Linked DNA regions of Homo sapiens: region 2 is linked to region 1. The links are chromatin loops, found by intact Hi-C in ENCODE. Cell type or tissue: dorsolateral prefrontal cortex. All regions are shown on one strand.

Region 1 (8,000 bases):
ATGATTCAAGAGCAATTCAAGGTTTTCGGCAAATGCCTGTTCATTAACCCAGTAGGAGGTGCAATACCATCTGGCACCAGTGTCCAGCGGAAGATATATCGCTCAGGGTCAATTCTGAGCAGCAGGCAAGTTTATTTTTACTCATTCTAAGATTTTATGCACAAAAGTACAAGGACATAAATGTCTTGAGTTAGGCGTGCCAGGAAGATTTAACAGGCCTGGAAAATGGGATCCAAAAATGGGATCTAGCAGAAGCCAACTTTCATCGCGATTGATTAAAACACTCTCCCAGCAAACCCCACAGGGCCTGGGCTAGAAACTTGTCAAAACACACACACACACACACACACACACACACACACACACACACACACACACACAAAGATTTGGGGTATGTAAGAGAGGGGAGATTGCCCTGTTTCCTCTGATGTCAAAAAACTCAGAGGGGCTCACTCACATTCAGGTTGGGACTCCCAAGAGGGCTAGGAAGGAGGGCTTAGGGGGCATGTCCACCACCGCCTGGGCACAAGGGCAGCTGCTGTGTGAAGAGCCAGCTAGCCACTGGGTGGTGGGGACCCCTATAAACAGGCCCATTTTGCCAGGTTCTCCCCCTGGGGATCGTTCTCTTTTAACCTCATGTAACAGCTGGATGTGGTACATGTCTATAATCCCAGATATTCAGGAGGCTGAAGTGGGAGGACTGCTTGAGTCCAAGAGTTTAAGATGAGCCCATGCAACACAGGGAGACCCCATCTCTACAAAATAAAGTAGCTAGGCATGTTGGCATGTCCCTGTAGTCCCAGCTGCTTGGGAGGCTGAGGTAGGAGAATTGCTTGAATCTGGGAATTCAAGGCTGCAGTGAGTCATGACTGCATCACTGTACTCTAGCCTGGGTAACATAGCGAGACCTTGTCTCAAAAAAAAAAAAAAATAAAAAATAAAAATAAAAATAAAGTAACCTCACAGAGCCAATCAAAATATCACTTTTCCAAGTGAAATTACTGTTTTTTTCTAATAGACCAAAATACTTGCTCAATCACAAAAAATTTATTAAATACTGGAAAACCACAAAGAAAAATTTTTTTAAACATCATTCATCATTCCACTCCCTACAGATGGTAAAATTTTAGTATGTTCCATATATATTCCCATATATGGTATATCATCCATACACATATATCACAAAAATACACTTATATTTATGCTTGCTTTCTTACAGCCTTTTATATCACAACAGATTTTAAACATTTTCCCATGATAAATATTTTACCACAATTTAAAAGCTAAGTAGTAATTGCATGTTTTACTTAAATAATCCCACAGTACTAGGCATTTAATTTGTTCAATTTTTCTATTTAAAAAAGTAATAAAAATAAAAATAAAAAAATAAAAAAATTTTAAAAAGTAATGCAATAGTCTTTCACTCCTACATTTGTATATCATACCTCTGTATATTTCCTTAGAGCAAAGGAATTATCTGATACAATAATACGAGGATTTTTAGGCTTGTGTAGCAGTGATATCCCATGTTTCTTTCAGTAAAATTGTACTGATTTACATCCCCAAAACTAGCAAGATATAGCTAGCAAGATATAAGGATGCCTACATACCTGTTTCATTCCAATTTGTGCTGCTATGACAGAATACCTGAGACAAGTAAAGAACAGAGATTTATTTCTTGCAGGTCTGGAGGCTGCGAAAGCCCAAGTTCAAGGGGCCTGCATTTGAGGGCATTCTTGCCAAGTCACTCCACGATGCAAGAGCACACTCATGGGAGGAGGAAGAGAAAAGGAGGAGGAAGAGAAAAGAAGGGAGCCAAACCCACCCTTTCATCAGGAACCCGCTCGCGCAAGCAGAAGAAAAAAGGCGTGAACCCACCTTTTCATCAGGAACCCACTAGCGCGAGGAGGGCGCGAACCCACCCTTCCATCAGGAACCCGCTCGCGCGAGGAGCGCGCAAACCCACCCTTCCATCAGGAACCCGCTCGCGCCAGGAGGAAGAGGAAGGCGCGAACCCACCCTTCAATCAGGAACCCGCTCACGCGAGGAGGAGGGCGCGAACCCACCCTACCATCAGGAACCCGCTGGCGCGAGCAGGAGGAGAAGGAGGGCACGAATCCACCCTTCCATCAGGAAGCCGCTGGCGTGAGCAGGAGAAAGAGGGCGTGAACTCACCCACCCATCAGGAAGCCGCTGGCGCGAGCAGGAGGAGGAGGGCGCGAATCCACCCACCCATCAGGAACCCGCTCGCGCGAGGAGGAGGAGGGCACGAAACCACCCTACCATCAGGAACCTGCTAGCGCAAGGAGGAGGAGGAGGAGGAGGGCGCGAACCCACCCTCCCATCAGGAACCCGCTCACGCCAGGAGAAAGAGGAGGAGGAGGAGGGCGAGAACCCACCCTCCCATCAGGAACCCGCTCGCGCGAGAAGGAAGAGGGTGCGAACCCACCCTCCCATGAGAAACCCACTTGCGCCAGAAGGAGGAGGGCGCGAACCCACCCTCCTATCAGGAACCCGCTCCCGCAAGGAGGAGGAGGAGGAGGAGGCGAAAGACGGCGCGAACCCACCCTTCCATCTGGAACCTGCTGGTGGGGGGGGTAGGGGGAGGGGGCGAACCCACCCTTTCATCAGGAACGCGCTCCCGCGATAACCCACGCGCTCCCGCGATAACCTCATTCATCTATTCAGGAGGGTTGAGTCTGCATGACTTAATCACCTCTTAAAGTTCTCACCTGTAAACAGTATTGCACTGGGATGTTTCCAACACATGAACTTTGGAGGACACATTCAAACCATGACAATACCCCATGCTCTCAAAGTTTGTCGTGTACGTTTTATTGTCACTTTAAAACAGCACATGCCAATTAGGTACGACCAACTATTACTAATAAAAATCACAATCACAACAGGTACTGGGTGCGTACTATGTGCCAGGCACATAATACAGAAAAAGAACAGACGGTGCCAGGGACTGGCGGGGAGGGACACAGTTTCGGCTTGGGAACATGAAACGTTCCAAAGCAGGGGGATGGGCTGAGCCCAGGAATTGGAGACCAGCCTGGGCAACTTGGCAAGATTCTGTCTCTAAAAAAATTTTTTTAAATAGCTGACTGGGTGCACTGGCTCACACTTGTAATCCCAGCACTCTGGGAGGCCGAGACGGGCAGATCACTTGAGCACAGGAGCTCAAGACCAGCCTGGGCAACATGGCAAAACCCCATCTCTATTAAAAAAAATACATAAATTAGCCAGCCATGGTGGCATGCACCTGTAGTCCTAGCTACTCGGGAGGCTGACGTGGGAGTATCACCTGAGCCTGGGGAGGTTGAGGCTGCAGTGTTCCATGGATCATGCCACGGCACTCCAGCCTGGGCAAAGAGAGACTGTCTGAAAAAAACAAAAACAAAGGAGAGGAGATTTGAAAACAAAGGGCCTCCTTTGAGCTTTGTAACTAGTTAGGGTGCTCCAGCCACTTGGGCTCCAATCAAATCCTCATCAAGTCCTTTGGAGTAATGCTAGTCTACACAATTTTTGTTGTTGTGGGGTTGGGTGGTGGGGAAGGGAGCTGGGACTACAAACTCTTCAGATAAAATGAAAATACTCCCGGGAACATTCAATCTTTAATTGCAGGGACAAACATGTACTGTGAAATTCATGAAAGTGAGAAGTCTGCAGTAGCAAGAGAAAAACAGCAAATCAAAGAAATGAACTACAGAAACCACACTTGCTACAAAAATCAAACATGGGAAAATCAGGTGACTGTTCACTAATAACTGAGATAGCAGGGAAGACCACAAAAAAATCTTACCACAAGCCTGCCCATCACCAGATTGCAAGTCTTCAGTGGCCAAGAACTTCAGATGCATAAAGCAGAAAGACAGCCTGCCCATCCACAAGCCAGCACCCCATGTCCATCCAAAGTTGGGGTGCATTTATTCAGAAGGGCATATCTGAAAGCCAGAAAGATACCTTATAACCAGCAACTCAGTGGATTCCCAAAGAATGTCACAGAAAAGTTTTAAAACCACATTCTCCAAAGACTCAAATTCAGAAAAGCAGTATTTGTGGTATATTTAGTAAAAGGTCACCATAAAATTCCAGAAGACAACTTAATTGCCATGAGACTAAATAAAGTTATTCTAAAGAAAAGGAAAAGAGGCCAGGCACAGTGTCTCATGCTTGTAATCCCAGCACTTTGGGAGGCCGAGGTGGGTGGATCAGGAGGTCAGGAGATGGAGACCATCCTGGCCAACATGGTGAAAACCTGTTTCTAGTAAAAATATAAAAATTAGCTGGGCATGCTGGCAGGCACCTGTAGTCCCAGCTGCTCGGGAGGCTGAGGCAGGAGAATCGCTTGAACCCAGGAGGCAGAGGTTGCAGTGAGCCAAGATCACGCCATTGCACTTCAGCCTGGCAACAGAGCGAGACTCTGTCTTAAAAAAAAAAAAAAAAAACAAAAAAAAACTAGAGCCATGAGGTTAGTCATATGTTATTGCATAACCAGAAACCCAACCTGACATTGGATTAGAGCAGCAGCACCAACATGAGAAAAGAGCTGGGCCCACTTCTCCCAAGAAGCCCTTCCCAGGCCACCATCTTATATTTTGCTATCTCACATATAATTTCCCTATTGTACAGTAAAGAATCTGACTGGCCTTTGCCCCTGGTTGGGAAGAGGGATGGTTCAAAATCCTTGGACTACCTGCTGTAGTAGGAGTGTATTTATTTTTGATAAACCCCTTGGATCACACCTGAGTTTACACTAAGATGAGATGACTCAGGCTGGAGTCTGGTCACCAGAAAAACCAACCATGCAATTAGAGGATCAGGGCTCTAAGCCAGCCCAATCCAGAGAGGGGAAAGGAGGGGACTGGAAATTGAATCATTGGCCATGTGGTTGTACTCAATCAATCCTGCCTATGTAACGAAACCCCAATAGAAACTGGACACCAGGCTCACTGGAGCTTTTTGGTTGGTAAACACATCAACGTGCCAGGCAGGTGACACACCCTAGTTCCAAGGGACAAGACACAGGAGCTCTGCATTCGCGACCCTCCCAGACATCAGCCCATGTGTCTCTTCATTTGACTGACCTTCACTTAGACCCTTTATAATAAAACCATAGTTGAAAATATAGTGCTTTCCTGAGTTCTGAGATTCATTCTAGTAAATTATCAAACCTAAGAAGGCCATGGGAACCCCTTGGATTGTAACCAGTCAGTCAAAAGGGTGAATGGCCTGGAAGTCCCACTTACAGTGGGCATCTGAAGTGGGAACAGCCTTTTGGGAACCATACCCTTTAACTGATGGGGTCTGCACTAACTCTGGGTGGTTACAATAGAATTATATTGTAGTATACTAGGAGGTGTCAGAACACACCCCCACCACCTCCTTTTTCCAGTTAATTCAAGTGCTACACACCAGTTCAACACTCAGGTCCAAATAACACAACTTTTACCTGCCAATATTTATGCCAACTGTTAATGACCAACAATCTTCTTCCTTTTAGTAACAGCTAAAATGTTTTAAGTACTTACTACCCCAGACATGGTTCTAAGACCTTCCACATGTATTAACTCAATCATCACAGCAACCTCATAGGATAGGTACTGTATCATTCCCACTTTGCAGATGAGAGCACTGAGGCATAAAGTGGTTAAGGGACTTGTGCAAGGCCACATGGCAGAGGGGCCAGGATTCAAAGAAAAAGCTCCTCCATCCCTAGAGGCTGTCCCTTAGCCACAAGTCTACAGGAAAAGCTGTGCCTTATGGCTGCCTACCCTTGAGGGCCCTTGGACAGCCACTACTCTCTATCCTCACTTGCTCCCATTCTCCAACCTCAGAATGGCCTCATGCCGATTTCCTTAGGGAAGAATGTGTGCTTTTTGATGGCAAAATTATCCAGCTTTGACTGCAGCTCAGGAGAACTAATTTTGAGAACACAGCACTGAGGGAGGTTAACTATTTCCCTGAAAGTCTTTTCCAACAAAAACACAAATTAGCAGCTAGATGGTACTGGATGTGAATAAAAGTGACAAATTTCACTGCAATAAATGAAGAGGTTCAAAGTTTTTCCTTTTCAGCACCGTCTCTTTCACCACAGGCGGAATCTCTCCACGGCTGACACAAACCTCCTCTCCCTTATTTTTCCCTATTACTTAAAGTGTTCAATACTTCTTCATTTTTATTAAATTGATAATACAGTTTGAAGTTTTCAGTGTGTTTAGTGTAGCAATTAAAACCTCAGGCAGTCACGGTGGAAATTTTTCAAATAAAAATTATATAATGAGATCAGTGGGTGGCCTTTCAATTTCATTCACTTATCCGATCAATATTTTGAACATTTGCTGCCTGCAGCAACATTCTAGACACTCGGGACATAGCAACAAAGTTGACAAAGTCCCTGCCTGCCCTCATGACACTTACATGCCAGAAGGAGAGACAAAGAAGGAATGGGCAAACATACATGTGTGTGCATGTACATGCACATGTGTGTATAACTTCAAGAAATGGTAAGAGTTCAAAGAAACAGAGCAAGTAAAGATCTGGGGGAAGTAAAAGACAACGTGTGTGGCTGGAGTGAAATAAATCATAGGGAAGGTAGCAGGAGATAAAGTCAGAGAGGGGCCAATTCATTCTCAACGGATACATCCAACCCCTTATCATTACCTCCCTCCCCTCACCTGAGTCCATGTCACTATCACTTCCACTGGAAGATTGTCATACCTTCCTAGCTGATATCTGCTTCTATTCTTGCCCCTTACAGACAATTCTCCATGCAAGCGGAATGATCCTTGTAAAAACAAATCCAATCAACTCAGGACCTCCTCCTGCTCAAAATTCTTCACACACGTCCATCATAATCATGATGGAACCCAAATTCTGAGCCCTGCCCAGCAAGGCTTTCCATATACGGGCACTACTTGCCCTCCACACTCGGCCCCTGGCTCCCTTTACTCCACCCACACGGCCCTCAAGCTAGGTCAAGTTTGTTCCTGCCTCAAGGCCCCTGCAGGTACCCTCTCTTCCTCACGGAACTTTCTTCACCTTGGATACTGCCTTGGCACTCTGCTCAAACATCACTCCTTCAAGCAGCCTCCTGGACCACCCAACCTAGAATAGCTCCCCACGCGGCACTATCTCCTGCCCTACTTGGTTTTTCTTCACAGCCTGAATCTCCACCTGACATCAGATTTACCTGTTTCTTCCTCTGCCTTTATTCATCACTGTACCTCCAGTGGCTACAACAATTCTGAGTGCAGAGTAGGACCTCAATCAATGCATGTCAAATGAAGGAATGAATGACTTTGATGATGCCATCACTGACTCGGTTATACAGAGTAAAGTCACGATCCACAATCCTGGGCATCCATGCTATCCACACCAGCTGGCAGGGACAAGGCACACCTGGTTCACATCCTGTCACCTGCTAAGCCCAGAAGGCAACATCATCCATCAGACTCAGCCAACTGCTCCAATTAACGTGCTCCGATTCTGACCCTAGGAAGACATGGACTCCCTACAAAATCATTTGACAACCCAACATGTATGCAAAAAGGCCAACAAGTGCTCCTTAATTGATGAATTTCTCTAAATCTGAGGTAAGTGGCACTGACATCTCAAATCCTCTTTGCCAGTAAATGGGTGGGCAGAAATTCCAAGTAAAAAAAAAAAAAGAAACGACTCCAGGGCTCCTTTTTCCTTGACTATCCCCTCTGGCTGCTCAGTCTTTATACACCTCCTCTCTGCCCGTTAGATTGGGCAAAATCTCCCCCATCACTAGGACAGCACAGTGTGTTCCATCCAGAGTAACTCTCACTACACAAAAGGCTGACACATTCTAGGCTAAAATCATAACTGGGCTTTAACTGGACCCTTCCACATTGAACTGCTCTTTCCCATTTGGGGAGACAGGCAGGATTGAGGAATCTGTCTTCTGACAATTTGGGATCAGTCTTCTCTCTTGCTTTCTTTCCCTCAAGTTGCAAACAGTAAGTCAT
Region 2 (8,000 bases), 56 kb before region 1:
AAGATCATCAGGAATGACCAGACAATTAATGAGGAAGCCCTAGACTAACAGTGATCAAGAAGTTGTTGCTGGAGCTAAGAAGATGCCTACCTCCAGACCTTCTAACGGCTGTGTCCTCTAGCTAAGTCATCCAATGGGCACAGTGGGACTATACAGTGGATCTCAGAAGACCTTGTTGCCAACCAGAGTAATGTCAGCTCATGGCCGTGACTTCATCAATTCACTTCCAGAAAAAAGTTTGCACCAAGTCTGTTTGCAGAATTAGCCACCTCAATATGCATCCCCTCTATCCTCCTACTTTCTAAAAGAGTAGCAATCACCTTGTTCCTTCCCACTGACGCCTCAACACAACAAAATCATCTTCAACCTTTATAAAGATGGTTAGAGATCTCTGGCAAAGAAATGTGTCAATTCTCCTGAAAGAAAGAAAAAAAAAGCACATGAAAAGATGCTCAACATCATTAGTCATTAGAGGAAATGCAAATCAAAACCACAATGAGATACTAACTTCACACTCATAAGGACATACAGATAAGAACAAGTGTTGGTGAAGATGTGGAGAAATTGGAACCCTCATCTACCACTGGTGGGAATATCAAATGGCGCAGCCAGTGTGGGAAATAATCTGGCAGTACCTCAAATAGTTAAACATGGAGTTACTGTATGATCCAAACAATTCTGCTTCTAGGAACTCTCCCAAGAGAAATGAAAATACGTGTCTACACAAAAACTTGTACACAGAAGTACTCAGCAGCAGTATCCATACTCAGCAGCATTATCCATAATAAACAAAAGTAAAACCAGCCTAATGTGCATCAACTGAGGAAATGGAAACAAAACTGCCATATCCATGCAATTAAATATTATCTGGCTATAAAAAGGAATGAACTGATTATGCTACACATAGATGACTCTTAAGAACATTATACTAAGCAAAAAAAGTAACAAAAAAACACATATTGCATGATTCCATTGATATTAAATGTCTAGAATAGGCAAATCTGTAAAGGCAGAAAATACATTAGTACTTGCTTAGGGCTGGGGTATGGAGAATGGAGGAAATGAGAGGTGATAGCTAAGGTGTATAGGGTTTTTCTAGGGGGTAACAAAAAGGTTCTAAAATTGTGGTGATAGGAGCATAATTCTGTGGACATACCAAAAGCCATGGAGTTGTATACGTTTAAATAGGAGGATGGTATGATATGTGTATCATATCTCAAAAAAAAAACTGTTAAAAAAAAAAAAGAAAAAAGAAAGCAAGCCCACCTCTAAAGCTATGGGGAAAAGGAGGAGTTTGGCTTAGAGCAGGCAGATGAGTGTCATGGGCCTAGCACAGCCAAGACCAGGGCAGGAACTAAGGGCTGGCCATGGGCCTAGCAACAGAAGGAAACCACAGTGATCTACTTCCAGTTCACCACATATGACCGCTCTTATAACCTCTGGATCAACCTTACAGGCTCCTGGCCAGGAGCCTGGCTTCAGAAGGCTCCTGGCCCACCTTGTCTGGCAAATGCCAATTTCTCAACCCACCTGAGAACACTGAGCAGCAGCCCAGTTCCAATGGAGTGAGAACGAGACCAATGAAGCAGTTCCTCCAGGTGGCCATCCAACATCCCTGGAGGCCCTATTTCTGACACAAGGGCCTGCCTCCTCAGAGGATAAACAAAGGCAGAAATGCCCATCCCTTCAGAAGCAATGCCAGCCCCAAGCAGAGATTTGGTCTCTTCAAATAGCCCTGCAGGACAATACCATCCCATGCGCCACATTCACACATTCACATAGGACAGCGCTGCTCTAACTTAGTGGTTCCCAGACCTCTCTGTCCTCACTGTGTACCACCTGAGCTACTTCATAGTCATCATTAAATGGTGGCTAAGGAGCCTACATTTAGCTTCATCCTGTACAGTAACCTTCAAGAAATCCTAAGTCACTGTGTCCACCCAATTTCCTTGGAAAATCCCACCCACATCTCCAGCCTCCAATCTCACCCCACCTCCTTCCTGCATAAAGCCTCCAGGGGCTCCCTAGACTGAGGAAAGCTCCCCTTCCATAGAGTACTCGTAACTCATAGCAGTTCGTGCTCCTTCCTTGCTCTATAGGACAATCCCGTTTCATCTCGCCTATGGGGTCTGTGAGGCCCCCAAAGACAAGAAATGCCGGCAATGGCCATGCCTTGCACACAGAGGGTGGTCATTAAGTATTTGCTAGATGGAAGGACAGGATGGTGGAAATGAGGTGAAGAAATGCAAATTAGCAAAGACCTCCAAGACCTCCTTCTGGTATGAGCCACAGAACCTGGGCATTCTGACAATACATTTGCACCTTACCTTTTACAAGATTTTACCCTTAGTAGTAAAACCCTTGAAGAGGCAGGGTTAAACTAAAGTGGATGTGATGGTAGTCAGGTATTAACAGAGAAGAAAACTGCAAAAAAACACTCCAGAAGAAAATTCTAGGGGGGCAGGGCAGTGAGATTACAGAAACAAAATATGTCTAAGACAAGGGATGGAGGGGAAAATACCCGGGAACCTTTCTTGGAGGCCACTTGTATTGTCACTGTTATGCTGAGAAGATCACAGAAAATAAGACCTGAAAGGGTGACAAGGAGGAACTGAGAGAACCTTGCATCAAAAACCTGAAAATCTCTGATCTGCAGCTTGTTCTACCATTGGCATTGTGTGATCCTAAGTGTGTCCATCTCAGTTTCCACATGTATAACATGGAGAAAGTTCTAGAAACACAGAACACTGTTAGAGCCACAGGAGTAGGGGTGAGCAACTGAGTTATTGGTTCTCAAACTGTGCTCCAAAGAACATCAAAGATTCATTCACAGAGATGTTCCAGAGGTTCCACAAATGTTTCATTTGACTTTTGGTTTTGTTTAAGATGTTTTTAAACATTTTTCAAAAAAAGTTTGACATGCCAAATCCTAAGATACTAGAGACAATCAATATACGTATCAATTTATATCGCAGAGACTCAGCAAAACTGCCCTGGCTACCTCCATACACTGAAGTTTGAACTTCAAATTTCCACCTTATTGGTCACAAAACTAATGCTCAGTAGTGGTCTAGTTTACGTTTTTTTTTTGTTTTTTTTTTTTTTTAATTCAGGCCCAGGTATCTATTCACATGAAATTGTATGACAAAAAAGCACTACCCTAATTAAATGCCAGATGAGAGTTGGTCACATATCTTGAAGTTCCAAGGCTGCTTGCCTGACTCCCATATTTTAAGTGACAACTGTCTTTAGATGTTAATAATTCAACTTTGAAACAATTTCTACTACTTCTCTTTTCAGCCTCCATCTCAATTTACATTAAAAGCAACTTAGAGTGCTTGGTAAGTTATTCTTTAAAATGATAGCCACTCCCATTCATAATTGGATGAATATGGACTGCTTCTACCGTGAACCAAAACACAGTGCAGAAATCAACTGGGTGCTAACCTTGCATTGACTGCACAACCTCTTACCAAACTCCTGGTTTTGTGCTCACCACAGAACCACATCTCCCTGGTCTAACAATCAACTTTAACAGGAAATATGATAAATTAAAATGTATAAAATACCTTTTTACAGACTGGAAGACAACGTCTGGTTTTGCTTAGGAAAATATCAAATGCAAACCCTCAATTTACAGAGGAAGACCCTGAGGCCAGAAAATATTATGTTTTCCAGTTAGAATCAAACCAGCACCCCAATTCCTGCCTAATACTACATGGCCTCCGCCAAACCAAGCTGAGTCTACCAGCTGCATGCGGAAACTCAGAAAGGAAGAGACCTCTCCGTATGGAACACAAAACAGAAACCAAAGTCCAGTACTATTAAGAAGCCGTGAGTCTAATGCAATGTCCCACCAACCTCAAGGGTTGAATCAACACATGAAAGGGAGAAAAATACACATTTACAGGATTACTGGTGTAAGAAAGACAGATGGAACGGGGACGGTGGTGGGGGGCAGTCTTCATCTAAATACAGTTGGTGTTAAAAGGAGAAGCAGAGGAGGAGAAGGGACAGGCAAAGCAGCTTTCTCTTCTAAAATAAATCCAAATTCCTGGGAAGAAGCTCTGAGGTCATTCACTCCCCCAGATGGCCCAGTGCCACCAACCTGATAGAGCCCACTCAGCAGGTGCCCAAAAGCTCAACTGTGAATCCCTGACAGCTGTGATGCCACCAACTCTCTTCTAGCTCTAGGAAGCAAAGGAGCTCAGGAGCAGGCAGGGTGCTGCCCAAGAAATAGGTATGAACAGAGACCTTTCACTTTCAGGACCTGGGTCCTTTTTTTTTTTTTTTTTTTTATAAACAGGAAAAACACATTCTAAATGAAAACAGTCTGTTCCCTTTGGAAGTGGCTAAACTAGTCTTATTTTAATTAACTAGCTGAAATACACCTGCTAAAAACAACACACCTTTGCTATCTTGGGAATACTCTTTGAATATCTGGGTTTTAAACAGCCCATCCCCTCTTACATTTGAAGTGATCAAAGCAAGACAGTCCTGTACCCAGAGTTTTAATTCATTACACTACACTTGCATTTTTCCTGTGGGCAGAGAAAGGAAAACCTCCAATGCCACCCACCTGAAGTGCATATTTGTCTTGCAGTTATACCATCCACTCAGTGGAGTTCAGGGCTCCATATCTGGCATCAATAGCAAAATAAATTTCCAAACACTGTAACAGGGCTGGTGAATCTGGGTCCAGAACATGCACTCTTCTTCCTGCCCTCTCTATTCCCAGGTTCTGCCACACCTACCCCAGCTGTTCTCTGACATTCACAGGTATAAAGAAGACAGATGGAAAGGAGATGGGGGTAGTCTTCACCTAAATACAGTTGGTGTTAAAAGGAGAAGCAGAGGAGGAAGGGACAGGCAAAGCAGCTTTAGAGGCAAAACAGGCCACTAGAGGGCGTGGGTGGGGTAAGAGAAAACCAACATTTGATGATTTTATCCTGACTTAGTCTCTTGGATGTGCACATTACTGGCAGGTGGACAAAAGGGAAAGAGGACAAGAGTGAGAAGGAAGCTGTGGTTGCTGGAGCAGATAAGATCTTCACATGTTCTATGAGTTTCATTCACTAGGCCCATACGATATTCACAGTTGAGAGAATTTCCTAACAACAAAAAAAGGCAACAGCGGTAACTCCAAGAATTCTGAGGGGCTGGGCGCTGTGGCTCACGCCTGTAATCCGCACTTTGGGAGGCCGAGGGGGCGGATCACGAGGTTGGGAGGTCGAGACCATCCTGGCTAACACGGTGAAACCCCGTCTCTCCTAAAAATACAAAAAATTAGCCGGGCGTGGTGGCAGGCGCCTGCAGTCCCAGCTACTCGGGAGGCTGAGGCAGGAGAATGGCGTGAACCCGGGAGACGGAGCTTGCAGTGAGCCGAGATCGCGCCACTGCACTCCAGCCTAGGCGACAGAGCAAGACGCTGCCTCAAAAATAATAATAATTCTGAAAACAACTACTAAACCAAAACAAAGCACGGGTCCCTGAAAAATGAAATAAATCACTTTAATCCAATGTTTCTCAATCTTTGCACAACTGACATATGGGTCTGAATAATTTTTTTGTTGTGGGAAGCTATTAGAGGTTTAACAGCATTGCTGGCCTCTAGCCACTAGATGCCATTAGAGCCCTCCAATAACCCTCTATAACTAGAGGGTTGTGACAATCGAAAAATGTCTCTCAACACTGCCAAAACTGCCTCGGTTGAGAGGGACTGCCTTACCAATCAACAGGATCTTACTCACCCACTGGAAGATGCTCAGACAGGTTCTGCCCATGTAACTAGAATGCAGAGTGAGAGAGAAGCAGACCAAGGTGAACCTGGGAGTCCATCACCACCCCTCAAGACCAGCAGGCTCAGAAGCCTGTGCTGAGGCTGTGGAAGGCCTCAGAGTGAAGGAAGGTGGCCGACTGCTGATGCTGTCTCAAGGTGACTGATAAATGAGTCTCATTTTCTCCACATCTCTCAGTGCTGTCTGGGCACTGACTGAGAATCTCATTCCTAGGCTAGCTGTGCCCAATTTACTAATGAGTATTAAGGCACTGGGCCTCTGCTCCAAAGACCTGGTCCATAAATCAATGAGCACAGGGAAGAAGGCTTTGAGCAAGACCAAATCTGGATGATGCTTCATCAGACAGCCATTAAAAAAAAAAACAAAAAACGCTAGGATTGTCACCTGGCATCCGGCCCAGGAAACCATGAACAGGCTTTAAGATAGGTTGATAATGACTCTCTAAGAAGAAAGAAAGAATCATCTGTGAAAAGATCACACAGCATGTCAATTTGTCAGGTAGGTCTCCTTAATGTTGAATGAAAATACTCAAAAGATTTGCTTCCACTCTCAAAGGACAGTAAAGCCACAAAGAAATTTTATAATAAGTGTAAAATGCACCTTTTCTCTGAGGATCAGACTTCTGGCAACACTCTACATCTAGAAAAAAAACCAAGAATGACAACAGGCCAAAATGGCCCCAGTAATAAAGAAAATCACAATCACAAAAATCACCACACTTATTTCAAAAATATGGGTAATGCCTTCAAGATAAAGCTCATTATTTCCAAATGCTTCCTAAGCCCTCCAGCCCAATTACCCCGACCCCTAGTACCCCTCTCCTCCACCTCGGGAGGAGCACCGGCTGGGTACTGGCCTACCCCAGGAGTGTTCCAGCTGCCCTATTTGCAGAAAAGGGACAGTCCTCCCCAAATCTGATTTGGTTAAAAAAATGAACTAGCTAAGCAGTGAAGAAATACATATGTGTGCACACACATGCACAATCTGAAGTGACCACTCAGGCTTATCCAACTTAACCTTATAAAGAAGTTCTCATCACTTCTAAAATAAAGTTACAGTAGTCAAGCCACTCAATCGCACAGCCCTAAGCTTTAACAGACCCAGAGTCATAAAAGTCAAGGTCTGAATTTTCTTAGGGAAGAAATCATTGGTTAGATGCTGGCTGATAAGTTCACTAGTTCCTTAATGTATACACCAAGGTCAACTCTCCCAAACACTGCAAATAACTTGGGTCAGCCTGACTGGTTTCTGGTCACAAACCCTCAGTTTGCACAAATGATAAACCAGCTCAAGTTAAAAATGGAGCTTCTCAGGAGAGTTTCTTGCCCTCAGAGCTTAGGACTGACTAAACCAGGACCTCCCAACTATGATGTACATAGAATCACCTGGACTGCTCTTTAAAAAATAGAGATGCCCAGCTATCACACCCAAAGATTTTGATTTACTTTGTCTCAGGTGTGGCCCAAGCAGAGGTATTTTTATTTTAAGCTGCTTAGATGATTTTAATACACAGCCAGGCATGAGAACATTTAAAAGACATTCTATAACAACTCTATTGGCCCTATCTAGTGAAACCCAAAATGTGATCCATTCTAGAATTTTAAGAGGTAAGCTCTCTGCTCTTCTCCCACCCCACAAATGTAGAGTCACTGGCTTACTAGATAATTCATCTGCCAAGGTAGGCTTGTTTTCTCCTTAAAGGAATCACAAACTGGTCTTAGGCCAATGCCCTGCCTGAGTAGCCAGACTTTCAATAGCTAGTCTACCACAGAGCCTTGTTAGATCATCCCACACTATGGAAGGACTTGTAGAGAATAATGCTGAACTAATACAGCTTTTATTAACCTCTCCTGGGCATTTGGCTCCAAAGATGAGAAATGATTTGAGGCTAGCCCAAAAGCCTCGATGTCTACAATGCTTTTAGCAACTAGCACCTCTATAACATTGCTACTCGAACTCTCATCTGTGGAAAGGTAGCACTGAAATGATCTGGCAGGTTGTTAAAAATGCAGAATCTTAGGCCCAATCCCAAAACAATAGAATCAATTGGTGTTTATAACCAGACTGCAAGGTTACTTGTTTTCACATGAGAAGCACTGCTTTTTACCTTATCTAGGATAGTAAGAGCAGGGGCAGATCAGATCCTAATTTCCAGTGGAGGATAACAGAGAACATGGCACAATTCTCCTTTTCATAACACGT

What was found. A loop is a pair of places that touch in the nucleus more often than their neighbours do. Peaks named below come from ENCODE experiments on the same cell type or tissue, not always from the same donor. Only the 100,000 strongest peaks of a DNase experiment are listed, where the experiment ranks them.
Region 2: a loop joins it to region 1, with 2.0 times the contacts of the local background. A loop is called at or near these places in 10 of 110 quality-filtered maps.

What each region holds. Positions count from the first base shown.
Region 1 is chr2:134,186,057-134,194,056 of GRCh38, reverse strand. It overlaps a transcript of MGAT5 not described here. Among named protein-coding and RNA genes, the nearest start is that of MIR3679, 63 kb to the right of the region's middle. In dorsolateral prefrontal cortex, no CTCF peak of the experiment used is centred here; a DNase peak (open chromatin) is centred at 3,026; H3K27ac peaks cover 858 bases.
Region 2 is chr2:134,242,466-134,250,465 of GRCh38, reverse strand. It overlaps a transcript of MGAT5 not described here. Among named protein-coding and RNA genes, the nearest start is that of MGAT5, 7.6 kb to the left of the region's middle. RefSeq lists enhancers at 2,217-2,306, 2,367-2,416, 4,802-5,302, 5,303-5,803. In dorsolateral prefrontal cortex, CTCF peaks have their summits at 4,680 and 4,881 (motif pointing right); DNase peaks (open chromatin) are centred at 4,106 and 4,895; H3K4me3 peaks cover 563 bases; H3K27ac peaks cover 1,189 bases.